2 separate regions of the Mus musculus genome follow, and region 2 is linked to region 1. Evidence: chromatin loops called from intact Hi-C (ENCODE). Cell type or tissue: heart. All regions are shown on one strand. Links, peaks and the distances in the headings refer to the core of each region. The heading gives the core; the rest is flanking DNA. Region 1 has its middle 28 kb from the start of Gm13212. Region 2 has its middle 13 kb from the start of Gm46898.

The links. A loop is a pair of places that touch in the nucleus more often than their neighbours do. Peaks named below come from ENCODE experiments on the same cell type or tissue, not always from the same donor. Only the 100,000 strongest peaks of a DNase experiment are listed, where the experiment ranks them.
Region 2: it touches region 1 in a loop (3-fold over the local background); 13 of 42 quality-filtered maps call a loop at or near these places.

The regions. Positions count from the first base shown.
Region 1 is chr4:145,552,539-145,560,882 of GRCm38, forward strand. It overlaps the pseudogene Gm21978. Among named protein-coding and RNA genes, the nearest start is that of Gm13212, 28 kb to the right of the region's middle. In heart, for the core only: no CTCF peak of the experiment used is centred there; no DNase peak of the experiment used is centred there.
Region 2 is chr4:147,420,607-147,428,950 of GRCm38, forward strand. No RefSeq gene overlaps it. Among named protein-coding and RNA genes, the nearest start is that of Gm46898, 13 kb to the left of the region's middle. In heart, for the core only: a CTCF peak has its summit at 5,524 (motif pointing right); DNase peaks (open chromatin) are centred at 905, 2,765, 3,175 and 5,165.

The DNA of each region.
Region 1 (8,344 bases), core at 109-8,108:
GCCATTAGAGAGGCCTATTTTGGACACAGTTCTAGGGGCTTAAATAATTTTTCACTCTCTCTCAGGATCTTTCAATCCCCACTCTTTCTAGTAAATAGTTCTAATCTTAGAACTAGACACAGTTTTCTAACACACATGGAAAAGCAGAAGCATAATACAAGGGCCTTTCCACTGAATCTCAAGGTTTTCTGTGCGGTGGTGTCTAATGTAGAGCGAATCTCTATCTTGGAAGCAGTGTGGGGCTTTCAGGTCTTCTTTCAGAGCAGCATTTACAATTAGCTTCTAGCAGGACTTCTCAAGCCACACTAGACTTCTAACTACAGGTGCTGGGCTCCAAAGACCAATTGATACTGTCTGTTTTTTCTCTTTCACCAAATTATCGCCAGATAGTCAGAAAGTACTGCTTTTTCAAACCCGTTCTCTCATGTGTAAATCATCTCTAGCACACACAAGCACCTATGAGAATTACCTTCGCTTCTCTAGATTTTCACATAGCTCTAAACACATATAAAAAAACACACAAAACAGCCGGCCATGGTGGCGCCCGCCTTTAATCCCAGCACTTGGGAGGCAGAGGCAGGCGGATTTCTGAGTTCGAGGCCAGCCTGGTCTACAAAGTGAATTCCAGGACATCCAGGGCTATATAGAGAAACCCTGGCTCGAAAAACAAAAAAACAAAACACACACAAAAAAGACCACAAAACAAAAACCAACAGATCTAGACACACGTGACCCTTTTGTGTCCTCCACAAGCAGGCCAGCTTCAACAACAGAACTCGGTCCCTCTGATCGATCTCCGGAAACTACCAGACAGCCCTGGCTCTCCCAACTTCCCAGGGCATCCCCCAGGGTGGCAGCCTGTAGGTCCTCTTAGTAAGTCTGCGGACCACAGTCCTCCGGTCCTTAAGGCCTGAGAGGACAGCTGCAAACAGAAAGCACGCGTTTCAGAAAACATCATCATCTACAAACCCAAAGACATCTTTGTCCACTTCCACTGGGACAACCAAAACCAGAGAAATGACCCAGAGGTCTCTGAATCAGATGGGTGGTTCACGACAAGAGGGTAACAATTTCACTACCGACCAACAGATGGGACGAAGGTCCCTACATATGGGACAAAGGTCCCTACAGATGGGCCCTACAGGTGGGACAAAGGTTCCTACAGATGGGACAAAGGTGCCATGAAGTCATCTCTGCTACTGGGTGACTCCTGGGGAGAGGTGAACAATGTCTAGACAGCCCACAGAGAGTACCACCACAGACCAAAGACACCCTCCCACCAAGGTATGACTCAGTGGATCAGGGAGTGTGTGGGGTTACTTGGCAGAGCAGTGACTCAAAAGCTGCTTCAGCATAGAAAACCCCACCCCAGGGCAAGTGAGGATTCCTAAAGGCTACATGCCTGGAGCTTTCTTCTGGACTTGCAGGGGGCTCAGCACAGCATGAAGGCTAATTCTGATTGTCTAGTTGGTTGGATCTGAAATTAACTATGAGACAAACCTCTGTGTGGGTCTATAGAGGTGTTTCTAGGGTGGGTGAAGATTCCCAGAGGAGACAGAAGTTAAAGGAAAATACACTGCTATTTGTTTGCCTACCTTCATTCCTTGCTGGTAAGTGTGCCTGTCTCATTTCTTTGAGAAGCCCAGTTTCTTCAGCCTTTCAATATGGGCTGAAGCCCAGAGACTCTCCAGGAATGCCCAAGGCCTTCAACACCATATTGGAACTGCTAAGTCATCCAGCTCATGGATAGAGGAACCACTGGGTCCATATCATGGAAGTCAATGCAACCAGTCTTCCTTATGATATGTATTCTGTCTCAGATCCTCTCCTAAAGGACCCTGACTAACACATGTGTTACTGTGTGAACTCCTGGAGGGTGGGTGTTCCTGTCTCTGTCTCCCATGTAGGGAGCTGGTATGACTGGCTGGAACCTCCATCTGTGAACTTCTCTGATGCTCCCTTCTGGAGCAACAAATGCCACTATCCTTGAATCAGACAAGGCAGTATGACATGACAGAGTAGGCAGCTGCCCTTTAAGATGCAATTTCAGCTACTGCAGAAGGAACACAACTCCACTTCCCACAGCTCCCATACCTACACCTCCCACACCAAAACCTCCCACAACTTCCACTCCTATATCTCTCATGTCTTTACCACCCACACCTTTACCTCCCACACCTTGGTGACCTCCTACAGTCACTTTGGTTACAGAGCAAGAGGTCAGGTTCCATTTGCAAATCTGACCTGCTTGCTCTTCACCTTAGTGTCCCCAGACTGGAAATGCTGGTGACAGCTACTCTAACTCACTCTCTGTAATATGAGAAGGTGGTACTCAGGGTCCCTGCTCCTTGCCTACAACCTCCTCCTCCTCCTCCCCTCCTCTTCCTCCTTTACTTCCTTCTCCTCTCCTACCTCTTCCTCCCTATGTTTCTCCATCCTCCTTTTAACCCAAAAGAGGTGGATGACTTACAAAGGGCAAATGAGTCAGAGATAGGGAAGCAGAAAAAGAGAATGATTTTACTAAGTTATTATTCAGAGGTGCTTTCTGAGACAGAGAATAAGAGCAACCCTATCATTCACACAGCAGATACCTGGGCAGGAGATCTGTGGTGTCAGCCAACAGCCATTGCATGAGCAAGTAGGCCAGGAGCCTCAGGCTACCAGCTAGCCACCACAGAGGAGACTGCTGTGTACACACAAAAAAGGGACATTTAGCCCAATGGTCATAGAGGACACTGAGGTGGGATGGAAGCATGACCTCATCTGAGAGGATGGAGCCCTAACACTCTGTTATCCAGCTGTGACTCTGCAAGGCGAGTGCATCCTTGATGGGTGGATATAAATTGAGAGAGCATGTGAGATTTTTTTTCTGCTTATATTTTTATTTCATACTTTAAACTTTACTTTATCCTAATTTTGATGTATAGGTTTTCACTGAATATTAAGTTGTGATTTTAATCTCCTTGAGGACAAGTTGTTCTTCATGTACATACAAATTCTCTGCAGAGTCCTGTAAATATATAAACAGATCTTCTCCCAGAAAAACATCAGTCATTTTTATTATCCTGTTAATAGGTCTTTATTTTATTAGGGGCTAGAAAAGTTTAAAAAATTGACTTATTTATTGTTATATAAAGTATTATAAGGAGATCAATAATTATAATTTTACTTTTTTAAAAAGATTTATTTATTTATTATATGTAAGTACACTGTAGCTGTCTTCAGACACTCCAGAAGAGGGCATCAGATCTTGTTACAGATGGTTGTGAGCCACTATGTGGTTGCTGGGATTTGAACTCCAGACCTTCGGAAGAGCAGTCGGGTGCTCTTACCCACTGAGCCATCTCACCAGCCCTACTTTGTAATTTAGATGTCTATATCTTTTAAGGTTTGATGAGCTCATTCTACAATAGCCTGTCCCTGTGAATTATAGGAGATGTCAGTGGAATATGAGAAACTAAGAGTCAAACACCAATTTTAATACGCCTTTTAAGTTTAATATGCCTTTTAAGTATTTTCTGATTTTGAGGCCTTGGCATTATAAACTAATAAAACAAATACTGTATCATATCTTTGAAGGTTTCCCCAGGTTAGGCAAAGGTATAAATAACAATGAGAATTCAGCATATATACATACAGGAATAAAAGCAAACTTTCCCAAAGACAGGACATGTGTAACATTTGTCTGTTTTAAATCCCAGGGATATAGGCTCATCAGGGGTTAAATACCCAAGCTGAGCTAACAGATTTGCAGGAATGCAGGAGCAGTTTTCTGAGTGCAGTGGTGATTTGTAATGTAAGATCTTGCTATGTTATCTTCATAGGAAAAGCAACAAGCTTTTGTTAAGAAATTAAACTAAGCCAGGCATGGTGGCGCACGCCTTTAATCCCAGCACTAGGGAGGCAGAGGCAGGTGGATTTCTGAGTTTGAGGCCAGCCTCGTCTACAGAGTGAGTTCCAGGACAGCCAGGGCTATACAGAGAAACCCTGTCTTGAAACCCCCCCCCCCAAAAAAAAGAAATTAAACTAATCCTTACCTTCATATATCTGATCAGGAAGCACAGAATGACCTTGCACATGTCCAGTAGAGAAAAGATAATTTCTAATCTGAAGTAAGACTTGTAATTCTGAAAGTTGGGGTTCTGAAAATTGTAAAATATCTGTTCCACAGGTTTTAAAAGGGGGCTTGTCCTTCATATTTAAAAGACAATGTATCTCAGATGCCTAGTGTTCAGGAAGTTGTATTGGGAGAGTATTTGAGGTACCTCCTTAAGCTGCAGCTGCTGTGCCTTACTCCCAGAACATTCAGCAGCTTTCACCTTCAAGGTCAGTGGAGCTGTTGGGATGGGAAATGGGCAGGAGCAGAGCAGGGGTGTGGAGCAGGGGTGCAGTTTCTCCTGCCACACTCACAATTCTGTTGTGGGTATCTTACCATTTTTAGGAAGTTTGAGATTCTATGAACCTGGGGGTTTTGGTGATGCTTGAATTAATTGTATACTTGCCAGAATATTTTTCTAAATAACCTCTTCGATCCTTGGCAGCCTCTGTAGTTTGTACACAGGAGTTCTCTTTGATAAAGCCTCAATAAAGCTCCTTGAACTCAAATTCTCCCATGTTTCTTAACTCCCCTGTTTCTCTGTTTGCTACTTCATTTCCCTTTTAACAGGGGACTGAATAGACATTCCAAAAGAGCTTTGTAGATATTAGTTATATGAGGGACCATTGCAGATTTCACCGAATTAGAAAATGTAGGTTATAAAGCACCATCAAATGGCTGTAAATATTAACATTTACTGAGTAAAGTTACAATCTCCATTAATTTTACACTGAGGTATATGCAGGTTTTGATGTAAATACAGCATTCAAAATGTGTCTTCATAGGATTAAGTATTAATGTTACACCTTAGGTTTGAATGAAAAACAAAGACAAGATTGCTGCAAAGTATGGCTGAAGAGAAGATATATTGTTGGTTCTGTTAAACCAGAGAATCGCCAGAGAAAAATGAATTCCACCATGTGGGTAAGCTTTATTAGATATTACATCCTGACTAAGAGATGGACTTGGGTCACATGCTACAGGGGGTTGTATAGGCTATGAGGATTTATCATTTTCCTAAGACTTGCAACCTGCAGCATTCCAAGAAGTTACCTGTTTCTTGGGCTGGTGGTGCTTAGAGGTTATAATATATGCCAGAGGACCAGGCACAAACCTATACAGGCCCTGTGTTTATTGCTTTTTTCTCTGTAAATTCACATGAACCTGGTTCATTTGATTCAGATAGCCTTTTCTCCTTGGGTCCTCTAACACATCTGGCTATTTCATTCTTTCTCACATGCAGTTGCCTGACCTATTTTGGGGTAGGTTTGATTTAAAGGTCTGTGACAAGGACTCTTGTCTTTACTTAACATCTGTGGGTAGGTTTCTGCATCTCTTCCTGTCTGATGCAGGAGGAAGCTTCTTGGATGGTGACAGAATAAGACACTGGTCTTGAGTATAACAGAATATCATTGGGGATCACATCGTTGATATTTTTCCTTGAGTGGTAGTGTTTGTTTTTCCCCTGGGTGTTTATTTTATCTACTGTGTGGTTCCTAGCTACTCATGCAGAATTGGTTATGAGTTTCAGCTTACAGAGTAGGATTTACGTCAAAAGAGACATTGGTTAGCTTTTCTTACATGGTTTGTGCCATCATTCCCCTAGCATATCTGGCAGGTAGACAAGATTTTAGCCAAAGGTTTTGAGGCTAGGTTGCTTTTCACATTTCTCTTTTGTTAGCCTGTTTAGCAACTTCACATACCAAAGAAAATATTATATAGGCAGGAAGGTTCACCTTCTCTGTGTCCAGTGAGTTCTCTGAATGATATGCTTGGTAATAGAGAACTGCTCTCAATTTTAACAGAGCAAAGAGTTATCTTAGCAACTGCCTAGGTTGCTTAGGGATCTAAGGGACCCACTTAGCCAACAACTCAATTGAATAAAACTCAGGTAGTGTACTAGAAAGCTCATTTGAAGCAAATACCATGTCAGTTGGGACTGCTTCACCCCCATTAGTAGGTCACTGAATATTGATTGTCTTTATAGCATTTAGGAAGTATATACCACTATAGGCTTCCATATCATCACTCAAATACCCCTCTAATTTCCAACTGTCTCTCAGCATTTTCTTCTTCAACCTTAACTTCCCTCCTACTTTCTACCTCATTTTCCCATTCACATCTCCATCTGCCTCCAGTCGATCCATGAAATCTATTTTATTTACCTGCACCAGGGAATCTGTGTGCCACTGTGTGCCACTGTGTGCTCTGAAGTCAACTCTTCTATACTTAATATCTCTAAATACAATGGGCTTATCCAGTTCATTATTTTAGCATTGGCTAATATCCACACATAAGTGAATATATTCCATATTTCTCCACCTGTGTCTGGCTTACCTTCATAGATAATTTTTTTCTAGGTACATCTATTTGTCTGAACATTTTAATATGGATGAATATCTATCTATCTATCTATCTATCTATCTATCTATTTATCTATCTATCTTTCATCAAAGTAATGAACAGCTGATATAAATTATCAGCTGTCTCTCTAAAAACAGAGAAGTCAGAACTGAGTTCCACATCTAGAGTAAGTTGCCTCAGTTGCTGTGGGAATGCTAGAACAACAGCTGCAGGGCTTTCCCCGTGTCTCAGATTCTTCACTCCCTCCAGGTATCCAATGGTACCTATGAAAGGGGAAAGGAAATTGTTAAACTCCGTAACCACACAAATGTCACAACAACCTTATCACTACTGATGTTAGCTACTGTACATCACAGTCTCTAATACTAGCAACAGTATCAAGACCAGATCTCAAACACCTGTTCCCATTGATCCTTCCTGTCCTGACTGGCTAGCATACGGCCTGTGCTCCACTGAAATTATATCGATAGGAAACAGGAATCCATTCTTCATTAAACTGAGCTTTCAAAAGCAGTCACACACCTTCTTAGCAAGTGTCTTGTGATGGTGCTGGAGGATCCTGGCTTTCATGTTCTGCACAGGAAGCTGACATAGATTATTTTTCCTGGGCTGCCAGGATCTTATGGATTCTTTTCTATGGGTGCTCTGAATTAGTTTGTGGTCCACCACCCAACAATTAATCCTCCCTCTTCCTGCTTTCAACCTGTCTATCTGAACCATGCTCTGCCTCACCCCATTTCACAACTAATTTTTGTTTATTGCAAGATTACACTTCTGTATGTCCAGATGTCCTGACACAAAAATGTCCACTTTCTGCCCCAGGTTCTCGTGAGCTGGCTTGGTATATTGACCAGACAGTTTTGGCAAATCTTTTCAAACAGGCCATAGATCTTCAGGTGTTCTACTTTGACAGCAATGAGCTATTCGTCTTCCAGAGTCAGTAGAACTGTGATTGACTGGAAGGCATACCCCATTCAATTATCCAAAATATTCAAAGAAATGTGTTTTTCTAGCAACATTAATAACATAGCAACATTTACACATAGGTAAATAAAATTTATACATATACGTCTTTAGTTTTTAATCAGTGAAGAGGATGGACATTTTGAATTAGAATTGTTGCTGTACCACAGTGACTTCAGTTACACCCTCAGCTGCAAAGGATGTGGATGTTGAAAAGCATCTCCCACCTGTGTCTGAAAGGGTCCTGTGACTGTGGAAGCTACAATGATGATACTTTTCTCCTCCTCCTCCTCCTGCTGCTGCTGCTGCTCTTCCTCCTCCTCCTTCTTTTTTTCTGTTTTGTTTTTGGTTTTTTTGTTGTTGTTTGTTTTTTTGAGATAGGGTTTCTCTATGTAGCCTTGGCAATCCTGGAACTCACTCTGTAGACCAGGTTGACCTTGAACTCAGAAATTCACCTGCCTCTGCCTCCCAAGTGTTGGGATTACAGGCATGGGCCACCACTCCCTGTGATGATACTTTCTTTTCTCTATGGCATGTATATTAGTGTGTGAAGTGTTCAGAGGCCTGGTACACCATCACAGAGCATAGATTACTACTGAGTCGATACACCTGTGACATCTCTGGCCTATGGAGACCATTTGAGAATGGCTATTACCTGTGAAATCTATGTTTCCCTGCCTTCAGAGGTCTGATTCTTGGGATTTTTGTGAATCACCCAGCACCTTCCATTTGGAAAACCAGTAACCACACTCTCACCTACATTCTGTGCATTTCACTCATCTTCTCTTTCTTTGGCTCCATGATATTCACAGGCCATTCACACTCAGTCAGTTTTATAGTGAAGCAAACCATGTTCGTAGGTGCATAGACTAGGATATTTTTTCCCAAACTTTTGGCCAAATTGACCGTGGTTCTCAATTT
Region 2 (8,344 bases), core at 80-8,079, 1.9 Mb after region 1:
TTACCAAGCATCCATGACGTAGGCAGAGGTACTCTTTACTCTCCAGGTCAGTCCGGCTATGACTCTGGCACTCTTTTTGGCACTGGTGATAGAAGACAGAACCAGAAATCCCTACTTGTTGGAACTTATAATAAAGAAGAGGAAAATAAATGTATGAAACAGTGTATAAAAGTTATTCAGGGAGGCAAAAAGGAGGTTTAACAACAAAGTGTTATGGACAGCTATTTGAAGGCAGTCTGAAGAGACAGAGAGAGAGGCAGGCAGTGGAGAAAAGCATGGGTGAAGCAGAAGACCAGTGTAGATGGAGTAATCACTTTATGGTTCCCACAGCTGGGCATTTGTAGTCAATAGTTATTGCTGGGTTAAGGCGACAGCTTACACTGCAGTTTAATGGCACCCTCCACAGGCCCATTCACTGTTCTATGAAGTCAGCTCTTTCATCATAATAGGGGTATGTAGTGAATTTTGGGAACATGTGGGTATCTCCAAACCTCAGATGCCGTATATATATGCCTGTCGTGAGAAGCAACATTATGTCAAATACATGACAATAACCTTGTTCTTAGTTGCAAGGAAGTGATGTGCAGTGTGATGCTAGATAAAGTATTCTTTAGTGTCATGAAAATAATGCAGAGGGTCTGCAGGCCAGACAATTAAACTTCCACCATGAGTGTGAGATTATCCTTGGAAGGATTAAGTTGATCTTCCTTGGATTGGAAAAGTGTACATTTATTGAAGCTAGGGGGACACCTGGTCATCCTGGGTAATTGTTTCACAACAATTGCTTAGCATTGGCTTTGTTTGTTGGTAGACTGGAGACACTGCAAGAGCGATAGGCAGAGCACCCTGAGAAAGGTGAAAAGCATGCTTTAAGTGCAACTGTGTTATCCTTGTATGCTGCCAGAGCCAATTTGTGACATGGAACCACTGATGGACTCTGAGAAAGCCTGGAGAAAAATGTTATGGGCATTCCCAGAGTCAGTTATCTTAGCCATCTGATATTTTAAAATCTCCATAATGGTGTGCTTCAGTGGACATACAAATATCCTTATATTCTGTGTCAGTTGTCAGATTTTCAGTTAGGAAATATTTGTTAGGTTAGTGACTGCATACTGGGTACTAGATGCTATGTTGTCTATATTAAAAATCTTAGTCTTGTGCTGCCTTGGAGATTGGCATTTCAATCTGATTGAGGCTGTAATGATCTAGCAATCTACTTTGTTTTTGTTTCCTCTAAGGAGATGACTTAAATAGGAATTAGGGGAAGGTTTTGGCTATCCTCTCTATTTTTGGAATTAATCTCTGCACTTCTCTTAGGGACACAGTACAGGCTGAGCATCCCTTGATCCAAAATAGTTGGGGCCATAAGTGATTCAGACTTGAGAATGTGTGCATGTATTCCTTAAAGTCTTATGTCAGACCCAAATCTAAGTGCAAAACGTGTTCACACTTCCTTATTCACATACACTTTGCAGTACAGTCTGCAGGTAACTGTACCTGCATTTTTACTGTGATGTGTCACAGAAGGCCACTTGTACAATATTCAACATTTTATTACTCCAAATGTTTCAGACTATGGAATACTTCAGTTTTGGGACTTTTGGATTTGGGGTTCATACTTGCATTGTTTCTGTGTTCTTGGGAGTAGAAGGGCATGTTCAAGAGAACCCCGTTTAATGCTCGCTCCCATCACAGCTGCCACTCTGCAAGGCCTGCAACCTACATACTCCTCTGCAAGGCTCAGTCTTTGAATAGTTCAGGTCAGGTGGACAATTTTAGAGGCCATATCTAATAACCCCTGTAAGTGTGGACTCTTTCCTTGACCAAGAGTCGCCCAGAGTAGATCTCGTTGGGGCAGCATTATCCAAAGTGTATTTCTAGACCAGCACTAATTGACAAACTTATGGTGATTATTACTGGGTATTAATTGCAAATCCACAGACATTATCCTAATCCTATTAAATCAGAATCCTGGAGAGCGGTTTCTTAAATCAGTATTTTCCTTATGGCTCTGTGAGGGGTGGTGCTGCTGTACTTGAACCAGGGTTGTGAGGATGTCTTCCTACTGACCTACACCCTGCTGATGAGCTAATATACCCTGAGAATTGACATTTACTAAGGCTCACCACATGTAACTATTGATAAATACTTGTTTCTATCAGTAGTTCTCAACCAGGATCAATTGTGCTTCTTATGTAAGATTCTTAAATAAAACACACTTTTTAAACATAATAATTATAATCTAAGACTCAGGTTCCATTTGTATCTGTTTATAATCCCCTCCCCGCCATGCAAGCAATCCTAATTAAATACAATGGGACACATATACACCACACACGCGTGCACGCACACACACACACATACACACAAAAATAACCAGAAGGGGGAAGACAAAATTTAGTGGAGAGTGGGAGTAAAGGAGGATAATGAGGAGAAAGATAAAAAAGTATATTTTATATGTGTGTGTGTTCAAAATTGAAAAATAAAAAGAATCACTATAGAAAAATAAAAACGAAAAACTTCCAATATATGCTCCTCAGAGGGCTCTCAGCCTCTGCATGGACTTAGTGCTGAGTATTGGGCGTAAGGCATGCTTTGGCCCCCTAAGTTTCTGCTTCCCTGTGTATGTCATGAAGATCTCAGTCCCATGATTATTGTGCTCTTGCCATAGAGTACAACAACGGGTCAGAGAAGTCTGGTTACCTCTCATCCCTCTAGCTTACCCTGGAAATTGTACCACATTCTCTCTAACAGTGAAGCTGTACCTGCTGGCCTTTGAGGTCACTGCTGTCGCCCTGAGGTTAGGGTATCCATTTCCATGTCAATCACACCTACCATTCTGTCTGACCTACAGAGTTCTTCAGATCTAAGTCATCTATTATTATGTCTTCTTTGTGTCTGGCTCACCAAAGCATTTATTAGATGTGAGCCATAGCTACCAGTTTTAAAATATGTATGTATGTATGTATGTGTGTGTGTGTATGTATGTATGTATGTATGTATGTATGTATGTATGTATGTATGTATATATGTGTCTGTCCAAGTGTATGCATTCTTATTGTAAGTACACACATTTGTCTACATACATGAAGGCCAGAAGAGAGAGTCAACATACCCACCTTTATTACCCTGTGCCTACTTCTTTGAGCCAGGGCCTCTGCCTGAATGTGAAACTCATTTCCTTGGTAGGATGGATGCAATCCCCAGTCATTCTCTTGTCTCTGGCCCGTCTCAGAGTGGGGGTTACAGGCATACATGAGACGTCCAACTTGTAACATAGATGCTACAATTCAAACTCTGACTTTCATGATTACACAGCAAGCACTCTTAACAGCTAAGCCAGTTCTCTAGTTCCAGTCTATTCATTTTTAAACATTTATTTGGTTAGGGGTTCATGCAATGATACTATAGAGCGTGTGTAGAGGTCAGAGAACAACTTGGAGAAGTTGATTCTCCCCTTCCACCATATGGGTCCTAGTGATTGATCTTTGGTCGTTGTGCTTAACAGCAAGTGTCTTTAGCTTCTATGCCACCTGCTGACTCTCATCAGTGAATTTTTAATGTACTGATGGAAGTATTATCCCAGAGAGTCAAGTTGAAGATGGACATGCCCCATCCCCTAGCTGAACATAATGGGCCCATTATTTCTGTAAATGTTGCTATCTTTTGTCAAAATTTTCTTAGAGATTTTCTGATTTTTCAATTGCAGACTCTAGAATGTTATTAGCTATCCTTTTCAAACTGTTACTGCCACCTTCATTATTCCACCAACATGCTATATTCTAAATCCTTGGGGTCTAATTCCTTGGGAATTGTGCTCTCATCAATGACTTTGATTTAATTTCTTTGGGTGATTGGGATTCTAAGGCTGGCCTTAAACTTGCTGTTTGCTGTTCATCTGACTCAGCCTCCTTAGTGGTGGGATTACAGATACGAGAGGCCATACTTAGCTTTGATGATTACAACCCCCAGGAGCCACACATCCCCAGCTCTTCCTAAGTGGACAGCTCCTAAAGCAGCATGGTTTTAGGATGAGATCGCTCCCTCTGGAGGAGGCCAAGTTACTGTCTCTGATCGTTAGTCCAGATATCTATCTATTGCTGCCTACAAAACCATCTCACATTTAAGTCAGCAATTTATTACTAATCTCTTTGTTTGAGTAGAGTGGGTTTGAAAGAGAACCCAAGGACAAGACTAGAGAGCTGATGGAATTTGAGGGGATTTTTGAAGAGTGTTGTTGTAAAAGAGTTCAGAGCAATAGAACAATTGGAAGGAAATGTGGGATTAAGAGAAGGACTGAAAAAACTGAAAATAAAAAAAAAGAGAGAACGACTGGAGATGGGGTAAATAAATACCAGCATGTTTATGCTGTGCCAAGTGATCCGGAAGACTTCATATTTATAAGATGACACAGAGGAGAAAGAGGAAAGGGCTGTCACTGAGCAAGGAAAGAAATGGAATTTGATACAAAGCAGCTGCTCTGGTCTTTACTTAGAAAGGTAGACTGCTCCTCTCATTACAATAAGGTGGGCACTGCCAGTAATCTCAAAGTTCCCCTTTGCTTCAATTTTCTCAGTAAAGCAGGAAATGATATTATCACTCGAGAATGATACACACATGTGCATGGGGGGAGGGCGAATATGATTGGGAGAATGAATGAATGAATGAATGAATGAATGAATCAGATGACTATTGAAATAGAAAAATAAGGACAATGACAGGAGTGGTGTGACACATAGCAAGAATTTCTCTTTCTCCCTCTTCCCCCTCCCTCCCCCCCCAGAGAGAGAGAGAGAGAGAGAGACTGCAAAAGGCTGAGGCTAGCCACCATACAGTATCAGCTGGATACCAATGAGACATCAGAATTCTTGACCCTGAATTTAAAATCAGATGAGTCATTATTTTTTATGTTTTCCCCAGTTTCATGCAGGATGGAAAAAAAATAGAGAAGTTAGAGTTAGTGGGTTTTGTCTAGAGTCTGCCTAGGTAAAAGAGGGAGTTTAGGTGCTCTCAGAGGTGTGAATACAACAAAAGATTGTGGACTTTCAGCAGGCGTGGGAACATGAGAACTAAAGAAGACCACATAGGATGCAGCACAGTGAGGGAGTGGTGTGCAGCTTCTTGAGGGGTCTCGAGGAAGAATTGGGTTACTAATGGTGACTTGAAAGGGAGAGAAATTGGGGTGGCAACCCCCAAGACATTACCTGGGAGAACTTTGCAGAAGCAGGGAAGAGTGTTGGGAAGGTCATCTGTGTACTGAGTTACTGAGATCTGAGACAAAAGGCATGCTGGACAGTGTCAAAGATGGCAGTGGTGGTGAGACTCCGATAGTGACAACGTTTAAGGATGTGGAATTCAAAGCTGAGGTTCAGTGAGGACTGTTAGATGGTCCAATTTGGAATGTTAATAGTTTGTGTTACTTTCCCCTCTAGGAATAAGCAATATCAGAATGTGAATGTCCTAATGCTTTTAGGAAAACTTGTTTGTGTAAAGATGTTTCATGCTTTAATCACCAGAGGGTGCCAGAGTCAAGCAAATGATTTTTCTTCTCTTCATATGTGTATACAATATAGGTTGAGTATATACATACTCTACTGGGCCCCCCTCCAGCCCCTTGAGAACTCACCCCCAGCACATTTTCCCCTCAACTTCATGAAATAAACACACACATACACACAAGCGCACAAACACACACTTCTGAAACAAATATCCAATAAGTGCTGCTTGTATGTATTTGGGTACTTTTAGTTTTCATCTGTAGCTGAGATAATCTTCAAGTAGTGGAAGGAGGCACTATTTATATTGGAGAGGGGAAGTGTGTAAGTGAGAATTTGCCACATAAACTAGGACATGTGTTCTTCTCTCCATACAAATCTCCAACTTCTTATATTTTTGTTTGTGAACCTAGTCTTTAGTGGCTCGGCCATCTCTTCGGCTCCAAAGCTCTAATTCCTATAATTAAAATGAAAACAGGAGAAAGTGGACAAACTGGCCTTCACCTTGATGGTGGGGAAACCCTCTCCTCTTTACTCCACCTCCCTAACTATCTTTACTGCACACTTCATGTTTCCCTTTGATATAATGAGACAATGTTTCAAATAAGAGAATTGTTGCATTCAGAAAAGTAGGTAGGGCTTCCAAAACTAGCCTGAAGTATTCTTTAAATTCTAACAGCTTTGGTTTTTGTCTTCTATGGCAATTCTTCTGAACTTGTCTTAGTTTTAGATAAGCCTTCCATGCTAAGTACATTAAAACCCATATGTCCAGACCCCTTTGGAGTGGTGGGGGGTGAGGGAGGGTCCTGCCTGGCACTTCTGTAGGTCAGAGGACAACTCTAAGGTATAGATTCTCCTCCTTCCACCTTGTGAGATCCACAGATCAAACTCAGATTGCAAGTCCTGTGATTGTTTGCCTCTACTGGCTGAGTTATCTCAAGACTCGAAAATGATTTTTCTATTTAAGTATTTCTATTAAATTTTTTATCTTTTAATTAGCCAAAACATTCTCATTCTCTTTCTGTGTCTCTATTCCTCTGTCTGTCTCTGACTGTCTGTCTCTGTCTGTCTGTCTGTCTGTCTCTGTCTCTCTCTCTCTCTGTCTCTCTCTCTCGCCTGAATAAGGAGAAAGCAAGCTAGGCATCAGCACCCATCTCTTTCTGCTTCCTGGATGCAGATGCAGTGTGAACTGCGGTCAAATGTCCCGGCTGCCAGAATTGCCTCTCTATAGTGCAATATGCCCTCAAGCTCAGAGACAAATAAACCCTTTCTTCCTAGTTTCCTTTGTTAAAGTATTTTTTCACCATATAAGAGAAGTAGCTAATACATATTTTTTATTTCAAGCAGAGGATATTTAGTTTGTATGTGATTTAACATTTTAAACATTTGAAGACCTTCACACGGTGTCACTTATGAGCAGTGTTTAGATTTTCAGAACAGACATGTTTCAGAAATAAAGGACTTATCACCAAGGCAGAAACGCAGGCAACCCTTTCAGTCTTCTTAAAACCCAGGCAAAAAGGCATGTATAATTAGTGAAAATAGCAAATACCAGAAGTTACTGTTTTGCCCTTAAGTTATCTGTGGCAAAGCTGTACTGCTATATTCTCTCATCTTCTCCTTCTCCCTCTCCTCCTCTACCTTCCCCACTCTCCTGCCCCCACTGCATGAGAACACTTGCCATTTGCTTGAGTAAACTAGCTTTGCTTACACTTTTACTTTATTTTTATTTTCACTTTATTTTATTATGCAAGAACACTATGGTACTGGAAACACAAATACCCTGTGGCCCACAGTCTTTCCACAGAATTGGTCAGTATGTGTATCATTTGTTTCTTTCCACATCCTTAATTTTGCTCTTTCTTTTCTGTAAGGTCTGCCTTTATTTGTTACTTGACCTTTTTCCCTTACAAGTTTTAATATTCTTTCTTTGTTTTATGCATTTGATGTTTTAATTATTATGTGACAGGAGGAACTTCTTTTCTGGTCCAATCTATTTGGAGTTCTGTAGGCTTCTTGTATGTTCATCGGCATCTCTTTCTTTAGGTTAGAAAACTTTTCTTCTATAATTTTATTGAAGATACTTATTGGCTCTTTTAGTTGGGAATCTTCCCTCTCTTCTATACTTATTATCCTTAGGTTTAGTCTTCTCATTGTGTCCTGGATTTCCTGGATGTTTTGGGTTAGGAGCTGTTTGCATTTTGCATTGTCTCTGACTGTTGTGTCAATGTTTTCTATGGTATCTTCTGCACCTGAGATTCTCTCTTCTATCTCTTGCATTCTGTTGGTGATGCTTGCATCTATGACACCTGATCTCTTTCCTAGGTTTTCTAACTCCAGGGTTGTCTCCCCTTTGTGCTTTCTTTATTTTTCTATTTTCATTTTTAGATCCTGGATGGTTTTGTTCATTTCCTTCGTGTGTTTGGTTGTGTTTTTCTGTAATTCTTTAAGGGATTTTTGTGTTTCCTCTTTAAGGGCTTCTAGCTGTTTACCCATGTTCTCCTGTATTTCTTTAAGGGAGTTATCTATGTCCTTCTTAAAGTCCTCTCTCCCCATCATGAGAAGTAATTTTAGATCAGAATCTTGCCTTTCCAGTGTGATGGTGTATCCAGGACTAGCTATGGAGGGAGAATTGGGTTCTAATGATGCCGAGTAACTTTGGTTTCTGTTGCTTATACTTTGAGATTTTTAAATTGACTCCAGACTCTTTAAAATAAAGGTTTAGCTCAAAGAACAGAAAAGAAAACAATGTCTGTTTTCTTCTGCAGCTTTGATAGGTTAAATTTGTAGCTACGCTTGTTTCACCAATCGTATTTAAATTTGGTAGAGTGGAGGAGTTTGTATAGAAG